Regions from separate parts of the Mus musculus genome. Here region 1 is linked to region 2. The links are chromatin loops, found by intact Hi-C in ENCODE. Cell type or tissue: left cerebral cortex. All regions are shown on one strand. Each heading gives the region's core, and the rest is flanking DNA. Links, peaks and the distances in the headings are about the cores only. Region 1 overlaps Ptafr (platelet-activating factor receptor). Region 2 holds the start of Eya3 (EYA transcriptional coactivator and phosphatase 3).

Region 1 (8,592 bases), core at 247-8,246, 67 kb before region 2:
TGTGCCATCTCTCCATCCTCTAGTCTTAGTCCTTAACCCTCTCTCAGCCTTCTGAGTGGTAGGTATTTCTGGCCTGTGATCAGGTGCTGGGACACTCCAAGGGAACCCCTCTTTTCTGAGAGTGAGATGGAGCCATCTTAGCCTTAACTTCTGGGAGGCGATGGTGAGGACGGGAGGCAAGGGCTTAGAGGTCTGTGAGCAGACCTCCATTTGCTTTATTAGCTGTGTGACTTTGGAGAAGTTATACACCTTCTCTGTGTATAATCAATGTCATCTCCCCAGCAGACTTTCCTGGGAGGCTGAGCTAAAGTGTCTGGGATGGAGCTAGGTCCCCGGGACCACACCCACTGCAGAGGATGTTGATAACTGGGTGGCTGGTACAAAGGTCCACAAAAGGTTGCCACGTTAAATCTCAGGTGTTGGGGACAAAGGCCAGTGTGGTACTGGCTATCTCTCCCTTGCAGGAAGTCTTGGGGTGATGCCGACAAACCAGAGCTGCTGGCCGAAGACTTGGGGGATACTGAGGGATAAAGGACTCATAGCTCTCTCATTTGCGGCTTGACAGAGCACTAGAATGCGCTCCAGATGGTCAGTGAGCTGGGGTGGGGGATGGTGACTGCCAGAGAAGAGGGAATCCTTTCCTCTGCACACCCAGCCAGAGAGAAAAGGAGATGACTGGCCGTCTGTGTCTGCCATTTTGCTTATAATCTGCGGCGACCTTGGGCCATTGAGTAGTCTCGATTTTCTTCTTTGTGGTTTAAAATTCTGACCTTGTAGGTTTGTGGAAGGATGAACTAAGAAGGTGGGGGACGTGCTTTGCTGAGCATAAAACAGTAAGAACAGGAGTGTCACTGTCAATGCTGACAAGAGGAGCAATTGTTTGTGCGTTTATCGTCTCTTCTCCTAGCTAGCAGGGTTTGGCAGAAAAACGTGCACAGGAATATGCACTGAGTTGGGAATGGTGGGCACATCTGTGATCCCAGCACTCGAGAGGCAGAGGCAGTAAAGATCAGGAGTTCAAGGTCAGCTTTAGCTATGTAGCAAGTTGAAGGCCAGCTTGGGCTACATGAGACCTCCACAACATCTCCCAGATCTGTACTAAGTAGATGAAAAGATATCATCAAAACTGTACTTGTTAGGGGCGGACAGTGAGCCATAGGCCAGCTCTGCCCTCACCCTAGTCACCTTGGGTCACTCCATCCGGTCAGTGAACGTTTAGGCAAGGGATTCACAGTCCCTGGCAGTGATGACCAAATGTGCCTCATGGGCAAGTTTTCCTCCTGATTGTTGAGATGTGATGAGCCTCTGGCATGGCATCAGTTTTATCTTTTTTTTAAAAAGTATCTATCTATGTATATCTATCTATGCATCTATCTATGTACCTATGTATCTATGCATCTATCTATGTACTTATGTATCTATGTATACACCTATGTATCTATGTATCTATGTATCTATGTATCTATGTGTCTATCTATGTATCTATGTATCTATCTATGTGTCTATCTATGTATCTATGTATGTATGTACATATGTATGTATCTATCTACCTACCTACCTATCTACCTATCTATCTATATCTATGCATCTATTTATGTATCTATATATCTATGTACTATCATCTATCTATAGCTATCTATCTACCTATCTGTCTGTCTGTCTATCTGTCTGTCCATCTATCTTATCTATTTATCTATCTTACAGTTTTCCTTCCCTCTACTCCTCCCAGTTCCTTCCCATCTGTTTGTTCTTTTATTGGGAATCAGAGACATCCCCACGCTTGGCCTGCAGACAGGTCTTCCTGAAGGCCATTGACCCCCTTCTTTTCTATACAGGTCCCCTCAGTGGAAGGAGGTTTGGGCTCAGGATGGAATGAGAGCTGAGCTAGAGTCCAGGAGCACAGATGGGCTTCAGGGACAGGAGTCTTTACTGAGTGTGGAATCAGTTCCCTAGATCAGAGGCTAGCCCCCAGCACAGCTGCTCTGAGCAGCCACTTAGAATTGTGACGAGAGTGGAAGAAGCTTCCATGTGTATTTGTGTGGGAGTGGGAGTCGGAGCGGGAGTGGGTGTTTAGCTCTACGGGAGTAGGACCTTCCACTAGCTTTGCAGAACACTTGAGCTGGCTGGGCCAGAAAATATGTCAGTCACTTGTGCAAGGGCCCTTTCCAGTTTGTTAAGTCCATTGCATTTTACCAAGAGTGTTACCCTTTTCCAAACCTCCTTCCACCTCCTGGGATCTCACTTCCCTTTCACAACCCTGCGTTGAGGCTGGCAGGGCACCCCAGTTTTCAGATAAAAACCCTGGGGCTCTGAATTGAGGAGAGATTCTCTTAGGGTGGTGGGTTACACCACTGAGACCGGAGTCCTGCTCCCATGACTCTAGTGACCATGCTTTCCCTCCCGCCAATCTGGAGGCTTCTTCCCAAAAGATCCAGTTGTCGCAGTGCAGGGCGGACTTGTCACTTATTGGCAGGAGGAACACTGTGAGGTCACTGGGAAGGGAGTTAGCTCCCTCCACCATTGAAAGGACTGTTACCGCTCTGAACCTGGTAAGTGCCGGCAGCATCTGTCCTGCCGATCTCACAGTGCTTACTTGCAAAAAGATGGAAATCCCGATGACCAGGGAGGTCAGACAGCTGGTCTGGACGCCATGTTGGCACTCTAGACAACCTTGGAATCTCTGTGATGACAAAAGTCTGTCAGTTGCTATGACAGAGCTGGACCACGCCCAAAACAGAGAAGAGGAAGAGAAAAAAAGGACACCCGGGTTCCTGGAAATCTCCTTCCTGGAAGGGTTTGATGCCCACAGATGCACCCCCCTCCCCAATAGCTCAGCCCTAGGAAAAACCCAGGTCCTAAGCCTGCTGGGAGAGATATCTGGATCATTGCACAAACATCCTTTCAGCTCCTAGAGTAATCTGGTAATTTGTGAATCGTGTTGCATGGGGGAAAGACTCTGTAGATTCGGTATCAATACTCCATAGGGAGATTTTGATTTTATTTATTTATATTTATAATTTTATTTTATTTTATTGAGGTAGTATCTTGTGCAATCCAGGCTGGCCCCCAACTTGCTATGTAGATCAGGCTGGGCTGGCCATAGAAAGGCTTATTATTAATATTAATTATTATTATTATTATTGGTTGGTTTGGCTTTTTGGTTTTCTCTGTATAGACATCACTGTTCCAGAACTTGCTCTGTAGACCAGGTTGGCCTGGAATTCAGAGATCCACCTGTCTTTGCCTCCGCAGTGGGAGTGCTTAAAGGTGTGTGCCACCATCACCCACCCTCCTAGAAAGGATTTCATTCTTATCATTTGGCATAGGAAGAAAGGAAATTTAGCCAGACATGATGGGTCACATCTAAAATCCCAGCACTTTGAGGCTGAAGCAGGGGGATTGTTGTGAGTTTGAAAGCAGCCTGAGATATAAAGGGAGACCCTGTCCCAGTGAATACATAAATAAACAAATAGAAAAAGGGGGGGGTGAGCAGGGGTTCAATCAAGCCACGCATTCATCTCGCATGCATGAGGACCTGAGTTTCATCTTTATGTAAACAAGCCAGTCACGGAGCCCAAACCTATCTCTGTATAGACATCAGTGCTATCTATCATAGTGCTGGGTGCTGGAGATGAGACAGGTATAGTGATTGCTGGCAAGTTAGCCTCGCCTACTCAGTGAGAGACCCTGCCTCAAAAGACAAGGCAGACTGAACCTGAAGAACAACACTCAGAGCAGCTGACTTCTGGTCTCTCTCTCTCTCTCTCACACACACACAGATACACAGATACAGACACACACATAGTACACATTCACACACACACAAATACACAGACACACATCACACAGCGAGACACACACATAAAGACATACACATACAGACACAGACACAACAGACACACACACACATACACAGATAAACACAGACACTCACAGACATACATACAACATATACACAGACACACATACAGAACACACCCACATACATACTCATACATACGTCAATATGCACATATAGACATACACACAGGCGCGCACACACACACACACACACACACACACACACACATATACACACACAACTGCATGGGAAAGCGGCACGTGCTTTTAACCACTGAGTAGTCTCTCCAGCCCTCAGACCTCTGTATACAAACATAATTTTTTGGTGTGTTTATAATTTATGCTATGTATGTATATTTGCATGTGAGTGTAGACACATGTATGGTGTTAGAGGATAACCTTGATTGCTAGTCCTCACCTTCCATCTCTCTCTCTCTTTTAATAAAAAAGGTTATATTTTAATTTTATGTATATGTACCACATGGATGCAGTACCTATGGTGTCCAGAAGAGGGCAGGAATCCTCTGGAACTGCAGTTACAGGTGGTTGTAAGCTGCGATGTGGATGCCGGGAAGGGCTTCTGGAAGAGCAGCCAGCGCTCTTAATTGCTGAACCCCATGCCCAGCTTTTTTCTATGTGTGCACTGAGGTGTGAGGGAGCACACACTCATGCGTGTGGCAGTGGAGGCCAGGGGTCAGCACCAGGATGTCTTCTTCTCCATCTTACATTTTGAGTAGGGCCTTCGCTGACTCTGGATCTTTTCAGCTGCATTGGGTGGTGTCAGTGAGCTCCAAGGACCCACCTGTCTCCAGTCCCCTGGGGCTGCGGTTATAGATGCTCAGAGCCACACAAGCCTTTATGTGGATGATGGGCACTGTACTCAGGTCCTTTTCCACAGATCCATCTCCCGAGACCCGCGTTTAATTTTTGGTAGCGGTCCTTTTAGTGGCTGTGGGGTGGGTTGGTTTCACTTTGCACGTCTGTGATGATGGCTGGTGTAGACACTTAGGGTCCAGCTGTACCTTCTTTGGAGAAGAGACCTGGAGTAAACTCAGTCCTTTCTTACCTCTTCTGTTTGTGCTCTGCATCGTGAGAACCGAACTCAGTGGCTCTGCTGGTTTTGTTGTTGTGAGACAGACTCTCATTATATGGCTCTATATAGTGTAGACCAGGTTGGCCTGGAGCACAAGGCAAACCTTCTGCCCCAGCATCCTGACTGCTGAAGATACAGGTACATGCTGTTGTGGCCAATTCCTTTACCCCAAACCCCTTTTTAGAAGGTCTCATAGATAGCTTATGTCTCTCAGGCAGGCCTTGAATTTGCTAGGTAGCCAAGACTGATTTTAATTCCTGTTCTTCCCTGCCTGTGCCTTCCAAGTGTTAGCATTACAGGGGCATACCATCATGCCTGGCTTTAAGCCTCTTTAAAAATATTTATAGTGCAAGCCAGAGATGGTGGTGCATGCCTTTAATACCAAATTTCGGGAGGATATCTGTGAGCTTGAGGCCAGCCTTTTCATAGCAAATTTCAGGCCAGCCAAGGCTACGTAATGAAACCCTATCTAAAATAAATAAATGAACAAATAAATAAATATTCACACTGCCGATAAGGGCATGGGGACTTTGTGTGCATGAGAATTGGATCCTAGCTCTACCGTGCTGGACTTAGCTCAATGTAGAGCGAACCCATCCTCCTTTTTGCTCACTTAATTCCTGTCTTCGGGATGTAAAGAAAATAGCAGGGTCCTGGATGAAGGAATCTTCTCCTGCTGGCATTTGGTAGTTTTTCTTTGTTGAGCCAGAGTCTCACTGGGTAGCACTGGCTGGCCCGAAACTCCCTATGTGGACCAGGCTCAAGTTCCCAGAAATCCTCCTGCCTCTGCCTCCTCAGTGCTGGCACTGAAGGTGTGAGCCACCATCTGAACTCTGCCCAGGCCTTAGGGCAGATTAGGGAGGGTTAGTTCAGGAGCAGCCGGCTCCCAGCAATGGCCACAGCCTCCTTTGGAGACTCACAGTTTGTCATTTCTTAGATTTGTGAAAATGGACAGAGCTGTATTCTTTCTTTCTTATCAGATTTATTTATTTCATTTATATGCGTACACTGTAGCTGTCTTCAGACACACCAGAAGAGGGCATCAGATCCCATTACGGATGGCTATGGGTCACCAAGTAGTTGCTGGGAATTGAACTCAGGACCTCTGGAAGAGCAGTCAGTGCTCTTACCCGCTGAGCCATCTCTCCAGCCCATTTTCCTTCCTAATCCCACATTCTCTTCTGGAACAATAGGTGTCTCATCTAGAAAAGAAATGAGTATAAATCCATTTTACAAAGCTGATTTGTGCAGGATATATGATCCCAGGTAAGAACTAATGCCTGAGATGTCCCTAGTGAAGGGTGGACAGTGGCCCAGGTTAGGTGGGTGGGCTCAAGTTCTTCTCCAACACCCTCAACCAAGAAAGGCGTGCTTGGGTCCAAGTGGTGGTGCCCATGTGGAAGTATAAGGTATGTGCTCTCTCTCTCTCTCTCTCTCTCTCTTGCTCTCTCTCCCACTCCTTGTCCACAGTCTGTTGGCAAATGCATTCTCTCGCCCGAGGGTTTGCGAGGAACTGAAAGAGATTGGAACGAGGTTGCGCATGTCCGATTTACAGTTTATAAATATTTAGACATTTTTATTCTTGCTGTCAACTGACTCCACAAAGTAGCAGGGCTGGCTTGCTGGTGAACTCAGCTTTCCAGCCCATTGTCTATGCTGGGGCAAGAACCACCACGTTCTTTCTTCTGCCCACTTCCTGACGGCCCCTCCTCTCTTACTCTCTTAGCTGGGAACCCTTTCCTCAGGTTCCCTGGGACCCTGGTTTCCAGTGGGTGTCGAGTAGAAAGGCAAATGGCAGGATTCGCTGGTTTCATTAATCTGCATGGTTTACCCCACCCCCATCTGAGAGCTGGGCCTGGGCAGTCGGCTCACCTTTGACCCTTCAGGGAACTGTGCCCGAGTTTTAAATTGAGTGGTTCAGACCTCTTCCTCCTTCTAATTGTCTGAGCATTCCCTCAGCTTGCTTTTCCAAATTAGATTATTGTTATTATTTTTAATAGAAAAAAAGGTTTACTTACCATACTGCAGGGGGCTACTGGCTGGGCACTAACAGGAGTCCCACCCACAGACTAAGGACTGAGGAGTCTTCCAGAGCTTTTGACAGGTGTGTTGGCAGGTACCAGAGACTGCCTGGAGCTGGGAGGAACTGATGTGCAGATGAGAGTCCCTGGGTCTCTGGATAACCATAGTTAGTTCCTCTGGGATAGGAGGGAAGGCCTGGGCAACCAGGCTCAGGTATATTTTAGTCACTTTGCCATCTTTGGGCATTGTTCGAAGTGTGAACTTTATTTCTTTTGGTTTTTTGAGGCAGGGTCTCTGTACATAGTACTGGCTGTCCTGGAACTCACTCTGTAGACCAGGCTGGCTTCCATCCTGGTGAGAAAAAGAAACATAGAAACCATGTCCAAATCAGGCACATCTTTAGCCCAGCTCTCAAGCCCTCGGGAGGCAGAGGCAGATGGATCTCTGTGAGTTTGAGGTCAGCCTGTTCTATAGAGCGAGTTCCAGGACAGCCAGGGCTACGCAGAAAAATCCTGTCTTGAAACAAACCAAACCAAACCAAAAGGAAAATAAATCAAAGTCTAAAGCATATGGTGTGCTGGGCACGGTGGGGTAGACTTGTGGTCTCAGAAAATCAGAATTCCAAGTTCAGTTCCTGCCTGGATAAGTTAATGAGACCAGAAGAACTAAAGGAGAACTTGGGGTACACCTCAGAGGTAGAATGCTTGGTCTGCACGTGCAAGGCCCTGGATTTTGCCCCCACTACTGGAAAACAATTGCAGTGAACCATTTATGTAGGTTGGTAAAATGTTGGCACTTCTTTTGGCAAACCCAGTGAGTGCCTCGCTCACTTAACCATAGGCTTTCTCAATGGGCCTGGGTAGGCATGACACAGGGCCGGGTCCACCATGTCCTGAGCTGGCCCTCTGTCTAGAGATTTTCTAGAGATAATCATGGGCATCCCCCTAAGCGGAGCCACACCAAATTGAAGGAAGGTACTTCTTGTGTGGGTTGTGGGTAGGGACATAATTTCCCCACAGATACAGAGAGAGTGCCATGAGCTGCCCAGCTGTGGACTGTAGCCACTCCCTGCCCTTCTCGAGAGTTTGACCAGGTGTGCTTCCCACCTCAGGAACCCCCCTCCCCAATTCAGGGGTGTCCAGCAGGACAGAGAAGAGGATCAGAAGAAGGGGCTCAGACTGTGGGACAGGGACATGTATATTTTCTGGTCTCTGGTATGTCTTTACTGATTGAAGATCTCAAAAGACCCCTGGTTTCTATGGGTTATATGTGTACCTTATGGGCTGGGTTGCCGCTTATCATTAGAGATCTTGCCTGCGGAACATGAGAGGTTTAATCTCCAGTACAGGAGAAAAATAATTGCGGCTAACAGTTTCTAAAACAATTCAAAACAGAACAAAACAGAAACAAAAGTTATTCTATCTTAACACAAATACGATTGCATTTGACAGAAACCAATTGGATTGTCTAAAACAAACAGTTTACGGGGGAGAGTGGCATCTCTGTACATTATTTACAAAGCCCTTTACTGTTGAATTAAATAGGAGACAGCTGGGGTCTCAGAGCGACATCCACATTCTCTGGGTGTGACAAGCTGCTGCTCTGGTAAAGGAAACACGTGGTATACAGATATGTGC
Region 2 (8,592 bases), core at 477-8,476:
AATAAATCTTTTTTTTTTTTTTGGAAAAAAAAAAAAAAGAACTGCTTGGCAAATGAATTCGAGAAGACAAAGAGGATAGCATAGTTTCATAAGCCCTGAGGATGGCAGTACCCAACTTGGAGACGTGATCCCTGAGTCCAAACACTTAGGTGGCTCCATGGAATCCCCAGTTCCCTTTCTCTCAGACATGGTGCTGCCTGTCTCCTTAACACTACAGCCAGCATCTTTGATAATCCATGGAAGCAATTACAAATTTGCACTCTATGCTTTCTCTCTAGCATCTTGTAGCTTTTTGCTGTTGCTACTGTTTGTTTCTTGAGATGGTATCTTAGTTAGGGTTTCCACTGCTGTGAGAAGAACCATGACCAAGGTAACTCTTAAAAAGGACAACATTTAATTGGGGTTTACAATTTCAGAGGTTCAGTCTATTATCATCAAGGTGGGAACAAGACAGCATCTAGGCAGGCATGGTATTGCGCTGGAGGAGCTGAGAGTTCTACATCTTGTTCAGAAGGCAATCAGGAGAAGACTGGCTGCCAGGCAGCTAGGATGAGGGTCTTGAAGTCCACGCCCACAGTGACACACTTCCTCCACAAGGGCCACATCTACTCCAACAAGGTCCTACCTCCTAATAGTGCCACTCCCTGGGCCAAGCATATTTAAACTACCACAGAGGGCATTTCAACTTGCATGAAGACTAGGCAGGTCTTGAACTTGTGGTGATCCTCTTGCATCTGGTTCCCAAGTGCTGGGATTATGGACGAGACTACCACATCTGCTTTTAAAACTGAGTAGATGCTGGGCAGTGGTGGCACATGCCTTTAATCCCAGTACTTGGGAGGCAGAGGCAGACGGATTTCTGAGTTCGAGGCCAGCCTGGTCTACAGAGTGAGTTCCAGGACAGCCAGGGCTACACAGAGAAACCTTGTCTAGAAACAAACAAACAAACAAACAAACAACCCCCCCCCAAAAAAAACCCAAAAATGAGTAGACTACATTTAACTACATCAGTGAGTTCTCCCAAGGCTGCGTTCATCCAAGTGCAGGTCTGTACTTGGTCGAAAGGTACTTTTATTGGGAGAACTAGCCTATCTGGTACTGGCAGTGGTTATCTGTAGTGAGGACTGGCAGCAGAGGTGAGCTTGTCTTCCCGCGACTGCCTGTCTTCTCTACATTCTCTTTATATCCTCCAGAGTGACTCCTCTGTCATCTCCTGCCTTTGACCTAGAGATGCAGTCCCCGACCTTCCAACCATACACTGGAGTCTTTATTTTGACTTTTTTGGAGACAGGGTAACTGACTGACCTAGAGTTTACTATATAGACTAGGCTGGCCTCAAACTCACTGAGATTACCTCCTTTTACCTCCTGAGAACTGGGACTAAAGGCATGGACAGCCCTAGTTTTGTTTTAGTACTAGAATTATGGACAAGACTACCATACCTGCTTCTAAAACTATATTCTGTAACCTGAATTCCTGATTCCTTCTGCCCCTACCCACCCAAGTGCTGTGATTGCATGTGCACACTGCCATGCCAAGTTTTGTGTGTGATAAAGCCCTCCTTCCTTGCTTCTTTGAAGCAACTCCTGTCTATGTTGGCTGGACATCAGCAGTTCAGTTCATAGATTAGCAGCAGCAGTTCGGCCCACTCACAAACACTTCACGGATATACCAGCAGTCCAGGTCAGTAGAGTTGGGTTATCATACAGTAATCAGTGGCGGTGGTACTACCTAGCAGGTCAGCCTGGGTTACACAGCAAATCTGACATTAGGCTGGGACCATATATCAATAAGCTAAATGGTATCTAGAAATTATCTTGAGGCTAGAGAAGGAGCTTAACGTGAGGCCCAGCCAGGATTTACTCCATAATCCTCCAATCCCAAATTAAATATGTGCTGAGAACAACAGATGGGCCAGGAAGATGGTTCAATAGGTGAAGCCCAAACTTGAGGACTAAAGTTCAGATTTTGAGAACCCCTGTAAGATCCAGGTGGGCGTGGTGACCCTTCTATAATTCCAGTTATAGGGAAACAGGAATCTCTGGAGCAAGCTGCATAGCCACAGTAGCCAAAAACCCGAGCCCCAGGTTGAGGGAGAGACCCATTCTCAATCTATAAAGCAGAGAGGGAATAAGGAAGACTCTCGTCATCCGCCCTGGCCTTCCATGTGTCCATGCACACAGGTGTATATGCATCTGCACACATGTGCACCTACATGTATGAACACGCACCTCTACATGAACTCACCACACATACATATACATACTAAGAATAGAAAACACTGACAGATATAAGCCCAGATCATTGTCAAGCATGAAGGTTTACATTGATGACCATTAAAAACATGGGTCATACATGATCTTTAAACTGGAAATAAGTTGGGAGTGGTAGTACATGCCTTTAGTCCCAGTACTCAGGAGGCAGAGGCAGATTGCATTTCTATGAGTTTGAGGCCAGCCTGGTCTACATATTGAGTTCCAGGACAACCAAGGCTACATAGTGAGAGTCTGCCCCCCAAAAAATTAAAAATAAAAACAAAATCAAACCAGGCAGTGGTGGCACACACCTTTAATCCCAGTGCTCAGGAGGCAGAGGCAGGCTGATTTCTGAGTTTGAGGCCAGCCTGGTCTACAAAGTGAGTTCCACGGCTATACAGAGAAACCCTGTCTCAAAATCAAAAAAAAAAAAAAAAATCCCCCCCCAAAAAACTAAACTAGAAATAATTCAATTCAGAGGTCAGTCTTACTTTAGTGTTTTGTCTTATTTAGTTTTGTGTTTTGATTTGTACCTTGGCTGTTTTTCGTAATATCTGTCTAGAATAGCCTTTTTTGTTTTGTTTTGTTTTGTTTTGTTTTTCGAGACAGGGTTTCTCAGTGTAGCTCTGGCTGTCCTGGAACTCACTCTGTAGAGCAGGCTGGCCTCGAACTCAGAAATCCACCTGCTTCTGCCTACCAAGTGCTAGGGTTAAAGGCGTGTGCCACCACTGCTCGGCCTTAGAATAGCCTTCTTTTGTGTTAATTTGAGTGAATTAGTCCTAATCTATTTAAAAAAAAAAGAAAAGGAAATTATATAGATATGTGAGTGTTTGCAACTAAGCTTGAAGGAATCATAACAGCATTTTTGGTATATTCATTTAGGTTTGTCCTCAGAAATACTGTAATAAGTCAGGGGACAACAATAACTCACAAAACATTTCCATGGGCTATAATATTAAATAGGGGTACTGTGGTATATGCCTGGAGTCTCCCATTCGGAAGCAAAGACAGAAAGACTTTCAGGACAGAGAGAGATATAGCAAACCCTGTTTCAAAACAAAACTCAAAAAACAGAGAGGAGAGGGAGGAGGAAGAGGCGGAAGAAGAAGAAAAGGAGGGGAGAGAGAAGGAGGAGGGAGAGGAAGAGGAAGAAGAGGAGGAGAAGGAGGAGAGAGGCATGAAATCACTGAGAAACTTGTAAGTAAATACAAACCTTCATACTTGGCTCCCCTGTTGCTCTTCCTGAGTGGGAGAGAAGCTTGACCCAGCAGTCTAGGATCCTGGGCTCTGAAGTCATCCTGACCTAGTTTAAGTCCCTGTTGACTGTTTTTTTTTTTCTGTAATTTTTTAATAATTTTTTTTTTTGGATCTTAAGAGAAACACAACAGGACAGGCAAGCTGTAAGTCTTGGCAGCCCCAAGGAGGAGGGAGACAGAGCAGAGAAAGGTGCCTTTTGAGTTAGGTGCAGAGGTCAGCCATGACAGAGAGCTGGGCCCTGGGAGGGTTGCTTAGCAAGAAGACTAGGAAAGCACAGAGCATCAGGGAACACAGGCAATTATCTAAAAGAAAGAAAAAGACTAAAAACGTGGAAAAGGGAAAAGCAACACTTTGGATGGGTTGCATGGTAGAGGCTCCACTGGCAACTGCTGCTCTGTGGGTTGCTGAAGCAGGGCCTGGCTGTGTAGTCCAGGTTGGCTTTGAACTCACCACCCTCCTGCCCCAACCTCCTGAGTGCTGGGATTACAGGCATGCATCACCATCCCCAGTTTTGTTGTTTGCTAGTCATGTGACCTCAAGCAAGTCTCTTAATTCTTCCCTGATACAATACCTCATCTATAGAGTGAACTCAGTTGTAGTTTCTGTGTGTACTTGTAAGACTCTACGTCAAGCCCTATAGTTTTTGGGTTTTTATACGTTTGTTTTTGAGACAAGGTCTCAGTACTGAGACTGGGCTGACCTCCAACTTGGAACAGTCCTCCTGTCTCTGCCTCTGCAGTACTGGAATTACAGGCTTGTGCTACCATGACCTCAAAACACACAAACAAATACAAAGCAAGATGGCTCCAGCTAGAGGTCACTATGTGAGAGGAGGCTAGGCATGCAAACTGAGAGAGAGTTGGGAAAGACTGGTCAAATGAGACCAGTAAGGAGCAAGAATTTCTTTCCTTAAAAGATGCCAAAGACTGGGAGTGGTGGGGAATGTCTTTTATCTTAGCAGTAGAGAGGCAGAGGCAGGCAGATCTTTGTGAGTTTGAAGCCAGCCTGGTCTACATAGAGAGTTCCAGGACAGCCAGGGCTACATAGTAAAACTGTATACATATATGTACATATGTCTATATATATACTACAAAAACAGACTTTTTTTTACATTATCGATTTACCCATGTATATGTGTATGAGTCTAAGTACAGCTTGTATGGGGGAGAGGGGATAGGGAGAACAGCTTGCAGAAACTGGTTATTTACTCCCGCCATGTGGGTCTTAGGGATTGAAACCAGGCCACCGAGTATGGAGGCAAGTATCTTTACCTGCTGAGGCATCCTGTCGGCCCTAGAGCGTTGTTTTGTAATTGCTAATAAGCATAGGATTGATGTGTATGTCCAGTGTGTACTTTGGGAAGAGTGTCTGGGGACATCACATTGTTTGTGGGCTCCCTCTGGTGGAGCTGGTGGTTCATGTCAGTCAAAAAAAAAAAAAAACAAACAAAAAACAAACCAATGAGCAATTAATCTATGCTTTCATGAATTGACTGTTTACTATGTAACATATGTTACATAGTAACATATTGCTAAACATTGCTAAAATACACCCCCCCAAAAAAAAAAAAAAAAAAAACATGCCAGTAGGGCACAGACTCACACCTGTGATTCTAGTACCTGAGAGAAGAAAGCAGAGGAATCAGGAGTTCAAATCCATTCTCAACCACAAATCTAGTTGGGACACAAGAGACCTTATCTCAAAAACACAAAACAAAAACCAAACCAAAAAAAAAAAACCAAAAAACCAAAAAACAAAATCCCAACTAACCAACCAATCAACCACTCCTCCAAACCCAAATCCAAGCCCTTGCAGAACTTATATTCTGGTGGGGAGACCGTACGCCAACCCCCCAAGAAACTGATTGGACAAACGTCATGAGAACAATTATCAGGGGGTAGGAAAGTACAAGGGAGACAATCGCTCCTGTTCTAGCACAGCATCAGAGGCGTCAGAGGCGGTCTCAGTGAGAAGGCTCATTCGAAGATGTAAAGGGGGTGACAAGGTGAAAGAAAGAGCTGTCTCAGGGAAAAGTACTCTAGGTAGAGGGAGTAGAAAGCAGACAGCACCAGAGCCTGCCTGCAGGCTGGGAGAACAGCAGAGGCCAGTCTGTTGTAAGTGGAAGGAAGGTAGGACAAAGTAGGTTAGAGTTCTACTCGAAGAGTAAAGTCTTCTGAGTCCTGTAGGTGATGTAAGGATTTTAGTGTTCACACTGAGACAGAGCCATTGGAAGAAGCACACGATCTGATTAAGGCTTTCACGGGAGGCTCTCTTCTGTATTGAGTATAGGGTAGCAAACATGAATGGGACCCTCAGAATTACATACTGACTGTGGTTCATACCAACACAGGTGGAAAATGGTCCGATTCTGCAAAGACTTTGAAGACAGCATCTACTGATTGTGCTAAGTAGGTGTGATGTGTGAGAAAGAGCAGTTAAGATGCTCGCTCCCCAAAAAGTAGTTGCTTAGAAAATTGTTGAAATAGAAGCAGTTAATAAAAATCTTTTATTTTTATTTGTATTGAAAAGCTAGGTTTTTGTTTTTTAAACTTTGTGGGTTAATCTAATATTTGTAATTCTGGGTCTTTTTTTCTTTTTTTTAAAGATTTATTTATTTATTATATGTAAGTACACTGTAGCTGTCTTCAGACACTCCAGAAGAGGGAGTCAGATCTCATTACGGGTGGTTGTGAGCCACCATGTGGTTGCTGGGATTTGAACTTTGGACCTTCGGAAAAGCGGTCCGGTGCTCTTACCCACTGAGCCATCTCACCAGCCTGGGTCTTTTTTTCTTGAGGGTCTTTCCCTTCAAACATGAATGGAATTGAATACACTGACAACTATACAAAGCCTGTCTTCAACTCCATTCCTCGTCCACACTTGAGTTGTATTTTAGAATTAATGAAGCATTAAAAAATGTTTCTGAGCTAAGAAGGTGGATCTCTTGATTTCGAGCCCAGTCTGATCTTTAGAGGGAATTCTAGGCCAAGGTCCATAGAGAAAAACTTTTCTTGGAAAAACAACAACAAAAAACCACCCCCACACACACCAAAACAAAAACAAAAACAAAAACAACAAAATGTTCCTGAAAACAATTTGCACAAAATGAAGGCAGCTGCAAGTGTAATATAATACTAGGTATAAACTAAATTTTCGGATAGAAATGTTCACTTTGAGTTAGCCTTTCAAGTGTCTTCAAAAGTTCCCATCCATTTTTCCTCTCCTAGTCTTTCTAACTCGACCAATTGCAGTCAACATTTTTCAACTTCGTCGTCCCTTTACGGTAGGAATCACACACATTTTTTTTTTTTAGAACTTACTTTCAAAGATGAGAGCGGTGGCTGGGCATGGAGGCACAAGCCCTAGGCTGAAGGAGGAGGGTCCCCAGTTCGAGATCAGCCTGATCTGACTTTGTTTTGGGGAGGGCGGGAGTACTTTTCACGAAGGCGGCGGCAATTTAGCAGCACCAGCATCCTCGGAAAGTCATCTCGTGCGTAAGATCCAGGGAGTCAATCACGCAACTGGGTCTGCGAGGTGGGCGGGACCTAAGCCTTGCCCCGCCCCGAGACGATTGACTGGTCCTCTGGGTTCTGTCGGAACGGGGTGTGGATTGTTAGGCGGTCCCGCATCTACTTCCGGTGGCTAGGGATGCGCATCCGGGTCACGCTAACGCCGCGGTTTCCGCCACTCTGTTGGTTCCAGAGTGGGTCCGTAATCGTCCCATGTCGTGCTGGGCAGTGTCTGCAGCCGTCTGGTGAGTCCCCGCCGCCGCCAGGGTGTGAGCGCGGTGGCTCGGGTGCAGCGTTCGGGGTCCCGGCTGAAGAGGTCCTCCTTGGTCGTGCTGGGTAGGGGGTCCCGTCACCGTCCCCCTCGTCCCTGCCTGCCGGTCTGCCCTCGAGCTTTTCCCGGGCGTCGCTCTGGCCTCGCCCCTTCTCGCCTAGGCGCCGGGTCTCTGCCTCCCCCTTCTCTCAGCACTTCTTCCCGATCCACTGTTTTTCCACCCGGAGCGTTGGGGTTCGGCTCTGTCCCCCAGCCCTCCTCGCCTGTGACCCTTCCCCCCTCCAGGGACTGGTAGATGACAAGAGTGTTGCGCCTGCCCTTTCAGAGCGAGAGGGCTTCCTCCGAGTCCAGATCCTGGCCGACTGCTCCAGCTTGGAGGCGCGAGGTTAGACTTGAGGTCGCTTCCCCAGTTAGAGAACAACAAAGGCGTCCCCAGGTCCTCGCACTGCCTCAGTTTGCTGGGCTCTCTGGGCAGCAGCGAACAGGTGGCGGACTCGCTGGCGGGCTTGTGAGATCTCCTGAATTGACAGGTCTTCGTCCTGTCTGTTTTGAGTCCTCTGTCCCACGAGAATGGATGTGCACAGCTGAGGCAAAAGTGCGGATGTTCTTCACTCTGCATGGATTTAAAGTTAGAGGACTCCGGGTTTCTAAACTTTTAAACGACTGTGATGTGGTGTGGTGTTGCTGTTTTCTGCCAAGATTCACCAATGTAATATCATTTTCCTTATAAGCCAGACATTGTTTCTTAGAACGTTCTTTTTAACTTCTTTTTCTCTAGTGTTGCTACCATGGTTTAGAAATCATGATCTTAGCATTTTAAAATTTAAGACATCTTATCTTACATTTTCTGGAGGTTTAAAATCATCTATAATGTGAAAAGGGTTAGACTTTATAATGGTTAATGTCCTGTTTCTCAAATTTTGTGATCTAAGGTATATCTAGAGGTACAAATTTGGATAATTCTTTTTTTTTCCTCCCTTCCGGTTTTTGGGGTGTTTGTAGCATATCATTGCAACCATCATTTTCTTTTCGTCATTTTGTGCGTGATCAGTCTAAAATTCAGTATTAATAATTAAATATGTACAGAACAAATAACCGCGTTTATTATTGGTTCCTCTTGGCACAGTTCTCCCTCATATACACATAAGAGAATAGAACATAGACTGCCATATTCCAAAATTGGGCCACTCCCTTCACCTATTTTTAGCAAAGGACTTTGGAGCTTGGCCATGTTAGTCCTAGATGCCACAGAGAAAGACCCTTCTGGTTGGCTTTCAGGATTAACCTGGCCAGGGAAGCC

Evidence for each region. A loop is a pair of places that touch in the nucleus more often than their neighbours do. Peaks named below come from ENCODE experiments on the same cell type or tissue, not always from the same donor. Only the 100,000 strongest peaks of a DNase experiment are listed, where the experiment ranks them.
Region 1: it touches region 2 in a loop (2.8-fold over the local background); 9 of 42 quality-filtered maps call a loop at or near these places.

Annotation. Positions count from the first base shown.
Region 1 is chr4:132,564,929-132,573,520 of GRCm38, forward strand. The region is part of intron 1 of Ptafr (platelet-activating factor receptor); the gene reads left to right. Among named protein-coding and RNA genes, the nearest start is that of Ptafr, 5.2 kb to the left of the region's middle. In left cerebral cortex, for the core only: a CTCF peak has its summit at 4,344 (motif pointing right); DNase peaks (open chromatin) are centred at 610 and 6,442.
Region 2 is chr4:132,631,890-132,640,481 of GRCm38, forward strand. Eya3 (EYA transcriptional coactivator and phosphatase 3) reads left to right here and starts at 7,157. Exons shown (of 17, transcript NM_210071.2): 1 at 7,157-7,266. In left cerebral cortex, for the core only: a CTCF peak has its summit at 4,912 (motif pointing left); DNase peaks (open chromatin) are centred at 4,846, 7,103 and 7,639; H3K4me3 peaks cover 1,597 bases; H3K27ac peaks cover 1,093 bases.